Linked DNA regions of Homo sapiens: region 2 is linked to region 1. A link is a contact called in ENCODE Hi-C data. All regions are on one chromosome and are shown on one strand. The core of a region is the stretch at or near the end of the contact, and the rest is flanking DNA. Distances in the headings are between cores, read along the strand shown.

Evidence for each region. Hi-C counts contacts between places; a loop is a spot of excess contacts on that map. Pooled maps may share reads with other maps.
Region 2: a loop to region 1 is called in a map of naive thymus-derived CD4-positive, alpha-beta T cell, with 32 times the contacts of the local background. The contact joins the promoter of FBXW11 here to the promoter of RARS1 in region 1. A Hi-C loop is called at or near these places in 2 of 168 maps with a recorded cell type or tissue (CD4-positive, alpha-beta memory T cell and naive thymus-derived CD4-positive, alpha-beta T cell) and 8 of 50 pooled maps.

What each region holds. Positions count from the first base shown.
Region 1 is chr5:168,484,819-168,491,550 of GRCh38, forward strand. RARS1 (arginyl-tRNA synthetase 1) reads left to right here and starts at 1,653. Exons shown (of 15, transcript NM_002887.4): 1 at 1,653-1,725; 2 at 3,784-3,918. The coding sequence starts at 1,681. RefSeq lists an enhancer at 6,182-6,351.
Region 2 is chr5:172,002,466-172,009,121 of GRCh38, forward strand. It overlaps FBXW11 (F-box and WD repeat domain containing 11), which reads right to left and starts at 4,173. Exons shown (of 14, transcript NM_001378974.1): 1 at 3,993-4,173. The coding sequence starts at 4,037. RefSeq lists enhancers at 3,338-3,457, 4,057-4,684, 4,228-4,497, 5,940-6,567 and silencers at 3,798-3,907, 3,918-4,197.

The DNA of each region.
Region 1 (6,732 bases), core at 403-2,902:
AATGTTTTGTATTTTTGGTAGAGACGATGTTTCACCATTTTTTCCAGGCTGGTCTTGGACTCCTGGGCTCAAGAAATCTGCCTGCCTCAGCCTCCCAAAGTGCTAGGATTACAGACATGAGCCACTGTGCCTAGCTCGATGTCAACTTTTAAAAGTATACACTGGGATATGAATTTTTAAAATACTTTTATGAGGCACGGAAGCGAAAACGTTTAGAGTGCTACTTTCTAAGTTCTGGAGTCATAGAGAAGAGTGAACAAGATAATTAAGGTCCCTGCCCTCTTAGAACATATATCCCAGGTTTGCTGTTTATAATTTTAACTCAATATATATACAATGAAATATTATTCAGCCTTATAAAAGAAAACCCTGTTATGGGTGACAACATAGATGAACCTGGAGAACATTATGTTGGTGCAATAAGCCGGGCACAGAAAGACAAATACTACATTAGCCCATGTATATGTGTAATCTAAAAAATTCAGATTCATAGAAGCAGAGCATAGAATGGTGGTTGTCAGGGCTTCAGAGGTAGGAAAGATGGGAGATGTTGCTCAAAGTTACAAAGTTTCAGTTAGGCGGGATGAATAGATTCTAGAGATGTAATGTATATTGTATACTTGCAGTTTTCGTTTTCGTTTCGTTTTGTTTGTTTTTAAATAGAGAGAGAAAAGGTCTCACTCTGTCATCCAGGCAGAGTACAGTGGCATGATCATGGCTCACCGCAGCCTCAAATTCTTGGGCTCAAGTGATCCTCCCACCTCAGCCTCCTATATACCAGGGACTACAGGCACATGCCACCATGCCCGGCTATTTTTCCATTTTTTTGTAGAGACGAGGTCTTAGCTGTTTCCCAGGATGAGAATAGATCTTAAATGTTCACAGCACACACGCGCGCGCGCGCGCGCGCACACACACACACACACACACATGCAAATGATAACTGTATGAGATGAAGGTTATGTTAATTATTTTGGTTGTGGTAATCATTTCAGAATGTATACATATATCAAAACATTACGTTGTACATCGTTATGATATACAATCTTTGTCAATTATACCTCAATAAAACTGGAAAAATAAATAAGATTTTAACTCAAATGTCACTTGCTTAGAGATGTCTTCTCTCACCCAAGTCACTCTATCACATTGCCTTCCTAGCAATTAAAACTACCTGAGATTATTGCCTTTTTTGGTCTATTTTCTCTCTCCATTCTAAAATGTGTCTGCCGTGAGAGGGGAGATCGTGTCTGTTTTGTTTTCTTTGTGCCCCCAGAGCCTAGAATACTGTCTGGCATTTTAAAGTACACAATAAATGTTTGTTGAATAAATGAATGGATTTGTTAGTTTTGTGCCCATTTCACAAAGGGGCAAAGTGAGGCCTTTGAGAGCCAGAAGCTCTAGGTCAGTGACTGTCCTAGTCTATCCAAGCACAGAGCAGCTCTGGTTAGTGTCTGCTCAATTCCTCTCCCCTCGCCCAAACGTCCCTGAGTTGCGGCCTCGCTCCTGACCGAAATCCCCGCGGGTTCTCCTCGCAGTGTCTACTGGATCCCGCCAGGAGGCAGCAGAGGCGCCAGCACCCAGTCCGACGGGACAGCGGACCGGAGGGGGTTTCCGCTTCCGGGAGAGGCTGACCGTTTCCGCTTCCGTCCACTTGGCGAGTGAGACGCTGATGGGAGGATGGACGTACTGGTGTCTGAGTGCTCCGCGCGGCTGCTGCAGCAGGTTTGGACGCAGGAGACCGGCGGGAAGGCCTGAAAGAGATGGAGCAGGCTCTGACTCCTGCCCAAGCGGCTTCGGGGGCGGGACAGCTAGGCGAGGACCATCCTGGTCCTCTCAGAGTGGAGCGGCACGGTCCCTGTGGGAACAGGAAGGGTTGAGAGAGGAAGCACCCATCATTTCAAAGCCCGTGTGACTGTGATTTTCAGCGGAATGGAGGGTCCCCACCCTCTCCCAGGCCTCCCCCAAACCAGCGTCTTCGGTGGGCTGGAGCCTGGCATGTTCAGAACAGTTCTCTCCCTACAATCCACCTCCTCTTCTGCATACACACGCGATTTAGGGGATGCGGGGAGATAGACAAGGGGGGAATACATTCAGAGCTCTGGGTCTTGGTTTGCAGCTCAGCCGCAGTTCTTCCCGGGTTACTGAGCGAGAGGATTCCTAATAAGCCCATGGGGTGATTCATTATCAGACCAGCGGAGCTTGCTCTGTGCCCTCAGCATTCGTCGGGAAGGAGCAGCCACACCATATAAAAGTGAAAGCGGCCGGGCGCGGTGGCTCATGCCTGTAATCCCAGCACTTTGGGAGGCCGAGGTGGGCGGATCACGATGTCAGGAGATCGAGACCATCCTGGCTAACACAGTGAAACTCCGTCTCTACTGAAAATACAAAAAAACTTAACCGGCTGTGTTGGGGGGGGTCCCTGTATTCCTAGCTACTCGGGAGGCTGAGGCAGGAGAATGGCGTGAACCCGGGAGGCGGAGCTTGCAGTGAGCAGAGAGCACACCACTGCACCACAGCCTGGGCGACAGAGTGAGACTCCGTCCCCCTACAAAAAAAAAAAGTGAAAGCGGAACAGTTCCATTACCTTTTATGCCCAGGTGGGGAGGGATGGTAGGAAGATAGTTCACAGTACTCTGTCCTGTTACGGCTGTATACTTAATCAGCAGTCACAAAGTACAAGTTAGTCAAGTAAATTGGCAAGCTCTTTACATTTCTGAGCCATTTATTTATCGGTATGTATTTATCTTTGCCTCACTTGGTTGTGATAATCATGAAGGTAATTTCTGAAAAGTGTTTTTAGCTCAGCTCCTGGAACATAATGTATGCTCATTTTTGGCAATTTGGTTTTGGCTGTAGCTATCTCCCAGTAAGTATTCTGAAATTTCAGGTGAGGAACTCCCCCTGAGTTTTGCAGTTTAAGTTGGAAGCTTTATTTCTTTCTGAATTGACATGTCTTTAGTTTTAGATGTTAAACTACAAAGCCTGGTCTGGTCTAGTCTAGGACCTAAGACACTGGAAACAGGAAGAAATGGGAAAATTGTTTAGTCCCAGAAAGGGTGAAAGGCAGACCCTTGAGCTATTTTGAATGTGACAAAGGACATTTGGGTTTTTTAAGAGTCCCAGGTCATAGGATTTGGGAATAAAAGCAGGTTGGTCAACCTGAAACTTAACTACTCTTGCTAAATCAGAGTGTTTATCGAGCCAAAGAAAAGAACTAGGGATATGAGACATGAGGCATATCCCATTATATACTTACTCCGATTCCTGTCTCCCAAAACACATGTATGTGTGGTTAATATATTCTTTTTCTTTTTCTTTTTTTTTGAAACAGAGTCTCGCTCTGTCAAGCAGACTGGAGTGCAGTGGCACGATCTCGACTCACCGCAACCTCAGCCTCTGGGATTCAGGCAATTCTCCTGCCTCAGCCTCCCAAGTAGCTAGGATTACAGGCATGCGCCACCATGCCTAGCTAATTTTTGTATTTTTAGTAGAGACAGCGTTTCGCTATGTTTGCCATGCTGGTCTTGAACTCTTGGCCTCAAGTCATCCACCTGCCTAGGCCTCCCAAAGTGCTGGGATTACAGGCGTGAGCCACCATGCCTGGCCAATATTTTCTTATTAAGGATAATATGCTAACGTCAGCAAAAATCTCAGAGGAGAAAGAAACACAGCTCATCAAAGGGAACATTAATGATTCCCATGGTCTATGCCACGCCTTGGTAGAGAGGGGAAATGTGGAAGTAAGTTTATGGACTGAAAAAAGTGCTTTTTTTCCCACAGGAAGAAGAGATTAAATCTCTGACTGCTGAAATTGACCGGTTGAAAAACTGTGGCTGTTTAGGAGCTTCTCCAAATTTGGAGCAGTTACAAGAAGAAAATTTAAAATTAAAGTATCGACTGAATATTCTTCGAAAGGTGAGTACTTTGGGTTCCAGTTTTATTCTCCAGTTTGAATCATTATAGCTTTTTTAAAGCCTTTGTTACCAAAGATTCTGGAAGTATATCCTATGGAATTTGGAAAAGAAGCATAGAAACCCTATTCTTTTCCCTGCATTAGACAACTTAGGACTGAGGTAGTTGGTGCAAATAGTGACAAGTTGGTGTTGTCCTGTCCTTCAGGACTCTTTGAAATGTTTCATCCTGCTAACTGTTTGGCTAACTTAAAGTAGGATTTAGGTAGGGTTGAGGCATTTCTTTTTAAAAATTTATTTATTATTTTTTGAGACAGGGTGTCTGTCACTCAGGCCAGAGTGTGGTGGCATCATCACGGCTCAGTACAGCCTCAACCTTCAGGCTCAAGCAGTCATCCCACCACAGCCTCCTGAGTGGCTGGGACTACAGGCGTGTGCCACCACATCCAGCTAATTTTTTTTTTTTAATAGAGATGGGGTCTTGCTGTGTTGGCCAGGCTGGCCTCGGAATTCCTGGCTTCAAGCAACCCTCCCTGTCTTGGCCTCCCAAAGTGTTGGAATTACAAGTATAACCTACTGCACCCAGCAAGGTTGAGGCATTTCTTTCAACAGTTTATGCCCATGCCTTTTTTAAAAAAACATGTTTGATTTTTAAATCATTGCCTCTATCATAAAGGAAATATTTGAAAATACACCTGCATATTTTCTCTGCCCTAAGTTGGTTATTTTACAGTTTTATATCTTACATAATCATTTGGGGTTTTTTCCACCTGGTATTTCAAAACACTTTTTTTCCCCATGAAGCTTGTGCTATGTTTATTTAATGGTCTCATGATTTAACAGTGTTTTACCAATTTTGTTTTAAAAAAATGAACTTGCTGCAGTTTTTTGGCCTGCCTTTCGTATTTGGTGATGACATATCCCAGAGTGTTGACCTCATTCCCATAATTATTCTCCTGTGTGTATATATTACTGTCAGACAAACTCTGCAGGCATTACATCCTTTTCCCAAAGCTGATTGATCCATTTACTCACCTTAGACTCTATCTTCCCCACTCCCATGACATCTCTCATATTATCTTTTTTTTTTTTTTTTTTTGAGACGGAGTCTCACTCTTGTTGCTCAGGCTGGATTGCAATGGCACAATCTCAGCTCACAATAACCTCCACCTCCCAGGTTCAAGCAATTCTCCTGCCTCAGCCTCCCCAGTAGCTGGGATTACAGGCATGCACCACCACACCTGGTTAATTTTGTATTTTTAGTAGAGACGAGGTTTCTCCATGTTGGTCAGGCTGGTCTGGAACTCCTGACCTCAGGTGATCTGCCTGTCTCGCCTTCCCAAAGTGCTGGGATTACAGGCGTGAGCCACCGTGCCCGGTGTCCATATTTCCTATTTGTGATCTGCTATGCTCGAGTCTCATATTACCTATATGTGATCTGCTGTGCTTGTCTTTGAGTCTTCTAGAATCACAAAATTCCTTTTCCATAGAATCTTCCCAAAAGAATCTCACCTTTCTCGTTATGTCATTCATTCTACACTTATATATGTTTAATTCTCTGTTATATTTATTTTAATTCAAAAGTATTATTAAATGTCTAATATGTGCTAGAGACTATAAGGGAAAAGATACAAAAGGAAGTACAGTATTTTGTCGAACTCCTCGCCTCAAGTAATCCTCCCACCTCAGCCTCCCAAGTAGCTGGGATGGAAGTACAGCATATTTTACTACACATTTTTCTGTAATGCAGATTAGCTCTTATATAGCTAGGAGAATGCTCTCACTGTATTGTGGGAGGCATATTGGTTCTTTGACAAATACTTTGCCCTACTGAATGAGCAGCTGAACACAAGGTACACAGCAGAACTAAAAACCACAGAGTAATAAAGTACTGTGTGTGATGGCCATTCACCCTGTCGTTTTTCCCTGGTTCACTTTGGCCACATGCTCTGACTTGAAAGCATCACATATGAAACTGGTAGAGACAACTTGTTGAATTGATTATAATCAGATAGTAATTTTCATAGTGCCAAAACTAAGCACAGTAGATTTCGTGTGTGTAGGTACACACACATACATATGTACATGGTGGTACTCCTATCCTTTAAAAATAAAAAATTGAGGTTGGGCGCAGTGGCTCACACCTGTAATCTCAGCTGTTTGGGAGGCCGAGGCAGGTGAATTACCTGGAGTCAGGAGTTCGAGACCAGCCCAGCCAACATGGCAAAACCCTGTCTCTACTAAAAATACAAAAATTAGCCAGGGATGGTGGCATGGGCCTGTAATCCCAGCTACTTGGGAGGCTGAGGCATGAGAATCACTTAAACCCAGGAGGCAGAGGTTGCAGTGAGCCAAAATCGTGCCACTGCACTCCAGCCTGGGCAACAGAGCAAGACCCGGTCCCAAAAAAATAAATACATAAAAATAAACAAAAAATTGACATTTATTATAGCAGGTTTTGGGTATAAGATCATAATCTAGGCCAAGTGTGGTGGCTCATGCCTGTAATCTCAATGCTTTGGGAGGCCAAGGCAGGAGGATGTCTTGAACCCAGGAGTTCAAGGTTACAGTGAGCTGTCATGCCACTGCACTTTAGCCTCAGCAGAGTGCACAGTGAGATCTTGTCTGTTACCCCCAACAAAGAAGAGAAAAGGATCATATCCAAGTAAATTTGGCATTTGCTGTTGGAAATCTTTAGATTGGGAAAAATGTATCTTCCTTGTTTTAAGTATGTTACCACAGAGAGGAGTCAATTATTGATTAGCTACAAACTTGAAATCAGGTTTTTTAGTGAATTTAAGAATATAATTTCTTCATA
Region 2 (6,656 bases), core at 2,923-5,422, 3.5 Mb after region 1:
ATTGAAACCTGTGTCCACTGAGTCTGCATTCAGTAAGTTAGCACCCCTAGTGGTGTGCTACATGAGGAGAAAGGTGGTGACAAAGTAATATCCAATTTCTTGATGAAGTCACTAAACAACCCCACTCACCCCGAGAAAGTCAATGACAGGAAGAAAAAAAAAAGATCCAAAAAGAAAAAAAGACAACATTTCCAGTAACTTCATTTATTCGTTTCTTTCTTTTTTCTTTTCTTTTTTTTTTTTTTTTTTTTTGAGAGTGTCTTGCTCTGTTACCCAGGCTGGAGTGCAGTGGCACAATCACAGGTCACTGCAACCTCAAACTCCTGGGCTCAAGCAATCCTCCCCACCTCAGGCTCCTGAGTAGCAGGGACTATAGGAGTGAACCACTATGCCTGGCTAATTTTTTTATTTTTTGTAGAGACAGGGTTTTGTTATGTTGCCTAGGCTGGTCTCTAACTCCTGGGCTCAAGCAATCCTCCCACCTCCTAAAGTGCTGGGATTACAGGCTAGAGCCACCGCACCTGCCCACACCTTCTTAATAAGGATCAGTGTATTTTAACCTACATTACTTCATTGAACAAGTAATACAGCCACTTAAGAGATAAGACAGAAGGGAAATGACTCACTTAAGGTCACTTAGCAAAAAGGGAAGTCATTTAACAATTAATTATAAACCATCCATTAATTGTGTAAAGGGAAGAGGGGATTCACTCACACCCGTGGAGGAGGCAGGATCGCCTTTCCTAAAGTGATAGCATCAATTTCTGCTGGCTTCTTACAGGGTAATCTAATCATCTTTCTCTTCCAATCAGAAGCTCTTGTGAGTGCTTTCTAGTGATGAGTGCCTGAAAATCAAGTCATATTCCTAACTCAAAGGTTAATAAATACCACGTGATACATATTGTACAGTTCTCATTCTTCCCAATGAAGTCCATTGAACATAGCCGGATAAACTTTACATATTTCCAAAATGAATTACTAGTTTTCTGCCTCATTCATAAGGCGAATTTTACCAAACTCAGAAGTTTGGAAAAATAGGCCCACTAACAGGTATAGCCCTGGGCCAATATAAGGCCCTAAAAGTCATCTGGCGGTTAAATTATTTACCATTAGTAACTGTAAATTCAGGGTCTAAATTAAGAGCTTATAGACTTTACTAATATTCAAAGCTGAATCCTATAGAGTGGGTCAGGAGGAGAAGCAACCTGGGTGGACCCAGGCCTCAGGCAGCGGTAGGAGTCAAAGTGGGGGTTATATTTTAGAAATTTAACTATTCTGCTATCACCAGCTTTATTTCCTAATATACTTATCAAAAATGCAAGGAAAAACAGAAGAATCAATATTAAGGAAAGTACAGGGATGAAGATTAGAAAATGGAGATAACCAAGAAGTCTGTTTCCTCTTTTTAATACAGCACACTTTGGAACAGCAAATGAAAGTTATCTTGTTAAGCATTAAGTGCCAAACTGGTACAAGCAGCACAATCACAAATATTTGAGTACTGAAGCTGACTCATAAAAATCTAAAAATATTTCATGCTTTAGGCTTTCAAAACACCATCAGTTTAACCCCTTTTCCTCCATCAATCGTATTATCTTGAAACCAATGTAAAAAATATTTTTAACCCAGTTCTGGAAACTGTAATTGAAATGCAGTGAAAACAGAAAGCCACATGCAATTAGATTCTAAGGCATTATTTCCTACATTTGATCCTGGATTTACTCAATCAGTTGTTAAGCACCTGTGCTACTTTACTAAAATAAATACACATATTTAATTTATGATAAGGGTTGTCTAAGAGTCTTAACTGATATCCCTTTCAGGAAATATCAAAATCCTTAAATAAAAGGCCATTTTAAAATTAATCGTAATATAACTAAACTCTGTTAAATTTTCAAAGAATTCCAGTTTAAATCCCAGTTTATAATGTCCTTAACAGGCTGAAATCTCTTTTCTGATCAAAACCAAGTGCTATCATGTAAAATCAAAACTTTTTAAGTTATAAGCATAGGAAGCCAGTGAATTTAGGCCAAAGGTTTTTATTTTTTTATTTTGTAACCATACACTGACTTGGGTTACAACGTATTTCTTATAATTCTTTTGAAAATAAATACATTTTCGTTATTTTTTAAAGGAATAGAAATGGAAGGAGCTGGGAACAGCCAATTTCAAAGAGGCACCAAGTTACAATTTTTCGATATGAAGTACTTCTGTTGTAAGTACATGCACTGTGTGTACATTCTTAAGAATATGTAATATACTTAGTCGATTTAAGATAGTTACCAAAATAACCCACTACAAAAGTTACAGAATACCAAACACTTGACTACAAGTATGATAAATTATGCTGAAAAGGAAAAATCACTCAGTATGTGACATCCCTTTGAAAACAACCCCACGTGCACACACACACACACACACACACACGCATGCAAAAATCAAAAACTATCAGTTTCTTTTTTTCCCTCCTAGTTTTCAAGAATGCTAGAGAAGTCCAGTTCTGTGAATTATGCAAAGGACAGCAAACATTAAGCTGCCTCCATATTTATGCTACTGTACTTCCATTTTTAAAACAAGCATCTCAACTCCCCAGACACCATCATCCACAGAAACCATGCAGCTATCCAACAGACTTTCAGTGTCACCATTTATTATTTATAGCGTTAAATGGGGGAAGTGGCTCTGATGTCACCAACCCTACCCAGTGGAATCACTGACTCAATAAACATTTTCACACTGAAGAAAATCTGGCTAGGAAAACATTTTGCTGGGTTAAGTAGATTCTTCCACCTCTCCTCTCAACCCTGGGGAAGAAGTTGTTACCGTGTTAGGAAAGATACAAAGAAACTGTCAAGGCTTCCATAGGAAGAAATCCTGGACATGTCCATTTGCTGATGCAGACTTCCTCTTCCCAGCTCTCCAGAGCCCAATTTGATTTCCCTCATGTTCACGTTGGCAGGTAATATCTGCCATATTTTATTTCTTCCACCAAATCATCCATCAATTAGCAAATTCTTCACTTCTAGCCACTCTCTCACTGTCCTGTTCCTAAAAACCCCTTCTGGTTTCAAATCCTAAAGCTTCGGAGGAGGGTGGAGGGTGTCCACGGACCGGGAGTCTGGCCTGGCTGCCAGTGGTTTCTAACAGAAGAGTGGTCGCTTCCCCCGGGGGCCAAGGATTCCCCTCTTTTTTTTTTCTTTCTGAGAAGAAAGACCTCGCGGCAGTGATGAGGATGGCTCCCTCCCCAGTCATCTCCAATTTCCCAAAGCAGCTCTGGAAAACGTGAAGTTGCGCCTTCTCTTTCCTGGAGGATGGAATCCAGAGTACCTGGGCCCTTGCTATGCAAACATCCCTCTCCGCCGGGTAGGAAACCCTTTGTCCGAGAAGCCGGACACCACAAGGGCCCGGGAAAGAGGCCTCCTTATCCGCCACAGCCTCAAACCCGAAAGCTCCCTGCCCCCCCAGCTCTGTAGGGCCTATCCTGGCATCCACACAGACCTAGGCTGGGGAGTGGGTGCTGAGACCTCTCCTAGGACGCGGAGGCCCAGGCGGCCCCAACCCATCTCCGTACTCCTTCCCACCATCTCACTCGGCCTGAGTGGGGCTTGCAAGCGCGGTGCGGGCCTGGGCCGAAACAGAGGAAAGAAAAAAAAATCCCTTTCTAAAAGAAGGAGAATGGGGTGCTAGAGCGAGTGCGACCTAAGTCTACAGCATAAACGAGCGAGGGTCGTCCGAGAGCTGGGACCGGAGACGGGACCAGGGGGAGGGGGAGAAGCGAGGGGCATGGAGGGGGCCGGGCCAGGACCGGCCGGAGATGTCGAGGGATCAGAGGAGCCCGCGCCAGGTCCGAGGCCAGGGAAGGCTGGGGGCCCGGGTCTGGGTCGAGGCGTCTGGGAAGGGCCAGAGCCGGCCTCGCACCGGACGTTGAGGTGGGCAGGCCCGCCCGGGGCCGGACGGACGGAAGCACAGACGGTCCAGCGGGCCGCACTCACCATGAGCTCGATGGTCTTGTCCTCAATCACCGAGTCGGGCTCCATGGCGGCCCCGGCGGCCCCGCCTCGCTCTCCCCGCGCAGCAGCGAACGGCCCGGGCGGAGGAGGCGACGGCGGAGGCGGCAGAGGCGGAGGCGGCTATCGCACCCACTCTAGCTGCCAGCCCGCCCGGGCCGCCGGCAGCTCCGCCCTCCCCCTCGGCGAACGCAGTACGCAGATCGGGGACTACACCTCCCAGCAGGCGCCGCGGCCCGCAGAGCGTTGTGGGACCGAGCCTCTGACACCAGGTTGCTGGCTCTTGGCAGCCCGAAGCTGAACTCCGAGCTGAGAGTAGCACTGGACGGTGGGCGTAGGACGTGCAGACCTGAAGAGTTAAGAGCTTGCTCATGGCAGGGCCTCGAGAGCGCCACGACTACGTGTCCCAGAAAGCCGTGCGCCCGGGTTGTCCTTCCGGCTAGCTTCTCTTGACTTCCTGGCAGCCCAAGGCTGCCCAGACCGGGACGGAAACTCCGAGGCAACTCCTCACTTGTCGGAGGTCCTGCGTATGCGACCCATTTCCGCACATGCGCGGTCCATGCCGCAGTGCTCCCTAGACGCCTAGGTAGCTGCGCGGCCCGTCCGGCAGTGTCTGATGGTAGGGGCAGATGGTGGAGACAGGTGGGTTCTAGGTGCGTTAGGAAGGTGTATAGACCTGGGGCTCAGGTGTGGGAAGGGGCCAGCGAGTGAGAGAAGCTCGGCCTGGGGAAGAGGCTCTGAGAGGATGGGCATCCCAGGAGTGAGAGTTTCGAGATTTCTTCGGGAAAGACGGGGTTTTGGGAAATGTGCTGTGGTGCTGTCTGTATGTCACACGATCTGCGAGGAGCTGCGAGATTAAAGGGGACGTGCGTATATCGAGCCCCTCATTCATTCGTTCAGAAAATGGTTATTTTTTAAGCATCCAGCTTCCGCTGCGTACCGTTCTAGGCGCTGAGAATCAGCTCTGAACATGACAGACAAGGCTCCTGTTCTCATGGAGCTTAATTCTGGTGGAGGGACGACAGACACTAACCAAAAGAGTGGCTAAGAAGGAACACACAAGCGGAGACTCCTTCTAGTGAACTCAGCCTCCAACTCTGTGTAACTTAGGTCTGTCCGTGCCCTCTAACCAAATCCCACCAGGAAGACACGGATCGTTGAACAAGCTGGGTTTATTACTAGTTGCAGTGACTGAGAACACACATTGAGGAACGATAGGGCCTCTCGGTAAGAGTTGTTAGTGATTTGGGAGAGGGTTTAAGGAAGTGAGAGCTTCACTGGATTAGATACTGTCAGGAAGAGAGGGTCGTTCCATGATTGAGCATCTCAGTTCATCTTATCTAGAGGAAGGGAATTCTAGATTGAGGCTAAAGCTGTGCAGATAAAGAAACAGCAGCCTGGCCGGGCGCAGTGGCTCACGCCTGTAATCCCAGCACTTTGGTAAACCGAGGCAGGCGAATTGCTTGAGCGCAGGAGTTCCAGACCAGCCTGGGCAACATGGCGAAACTCTTCTCTACAAAAAATACAAAAATGAACCGGGCCTGGTGGTGCGCGCCTGTCATCTCAGTTACTTGGGAGGCAGAGGTGGGACGATCGCTTGAGCCCAGGAAGTGGAGGTTTCAGTGAATGGAGATCGCACCACTCCACTGTACCCTGAGTGATAGAGCCAGACCTTGTCTCAAAAACGAAAAAAAAAAAAAAAAGTGCAGCAGCAGCTCCCTCATATTAGCCAAGTGGGGATGTTGAGTCATTTTTTGTGGTTTGGACAATCATCAGGTTTTATCTTTTTATCGTGTTTAGACCTGATTATAGAGTGGTCTTGTATTTGTCTGGATCTATCATGGTCACAGAATGACCTCGTCTGATGTTGATGTTCTTTGGAATTGTTTTTGTTCTACAGGAAAACACAAAGCCTAGCTATAAGGGCCAGGCTGTGGTCTAGTAACATCATGGCATGGCTGATTGTACCAGGCCAGCTTCCAGATATCAGAGGCTGCTTTTCACTTTCTCAAAGTGTTTTTGCATTCTCTGCACCTATAAAGTCAAAGAGGCTGGATGACCTAGAAATCTTTCCATTACCAAGGACCAAGTTACAGTAATTTGCATGCATTCAGGACACAGTATAAGTTCCCTGCAGGTAGACTTTGAAGTTTCATAGTCCTTACCTGGTGCTTTTCACCAAGGGAATTGAAAGAAAAGCAATAGGAAGAGCACAGAATTGGAAAGTTCTTACCACTGTCATGCTATCTGAATTTCACCAGGTCCGTTCCACTATGGCCCTTAGGACATTCATTAGTAAAACAAAGGGATTAGATATGACCTCTATTTCAGTTACCTGTTGCAACACAACAAACCTCCGAAGACTTAGTAGCTTAGAATAACAATGGTTTATTATGATTTTACAATTGTGTGGGCTGACCCGGGCTCAGCCGGGGCCCACATGCAATCAGCTGGGAACTCATTCAAAATGACTTTTCATCTTCTAGGGCCTCTCCTCCCTGTGGCTTTTTATCATTCAAACGTCTGCATAGTGACTTGAGAAAGGACAAGCCCCAGTGAACAAATGCTTATCAAACCTCTGGTATGCACCACACTTGGTAATGTCCCGTTGGCCAAAACTAGTAGTATGGCCACACCCATAGTCAGTGT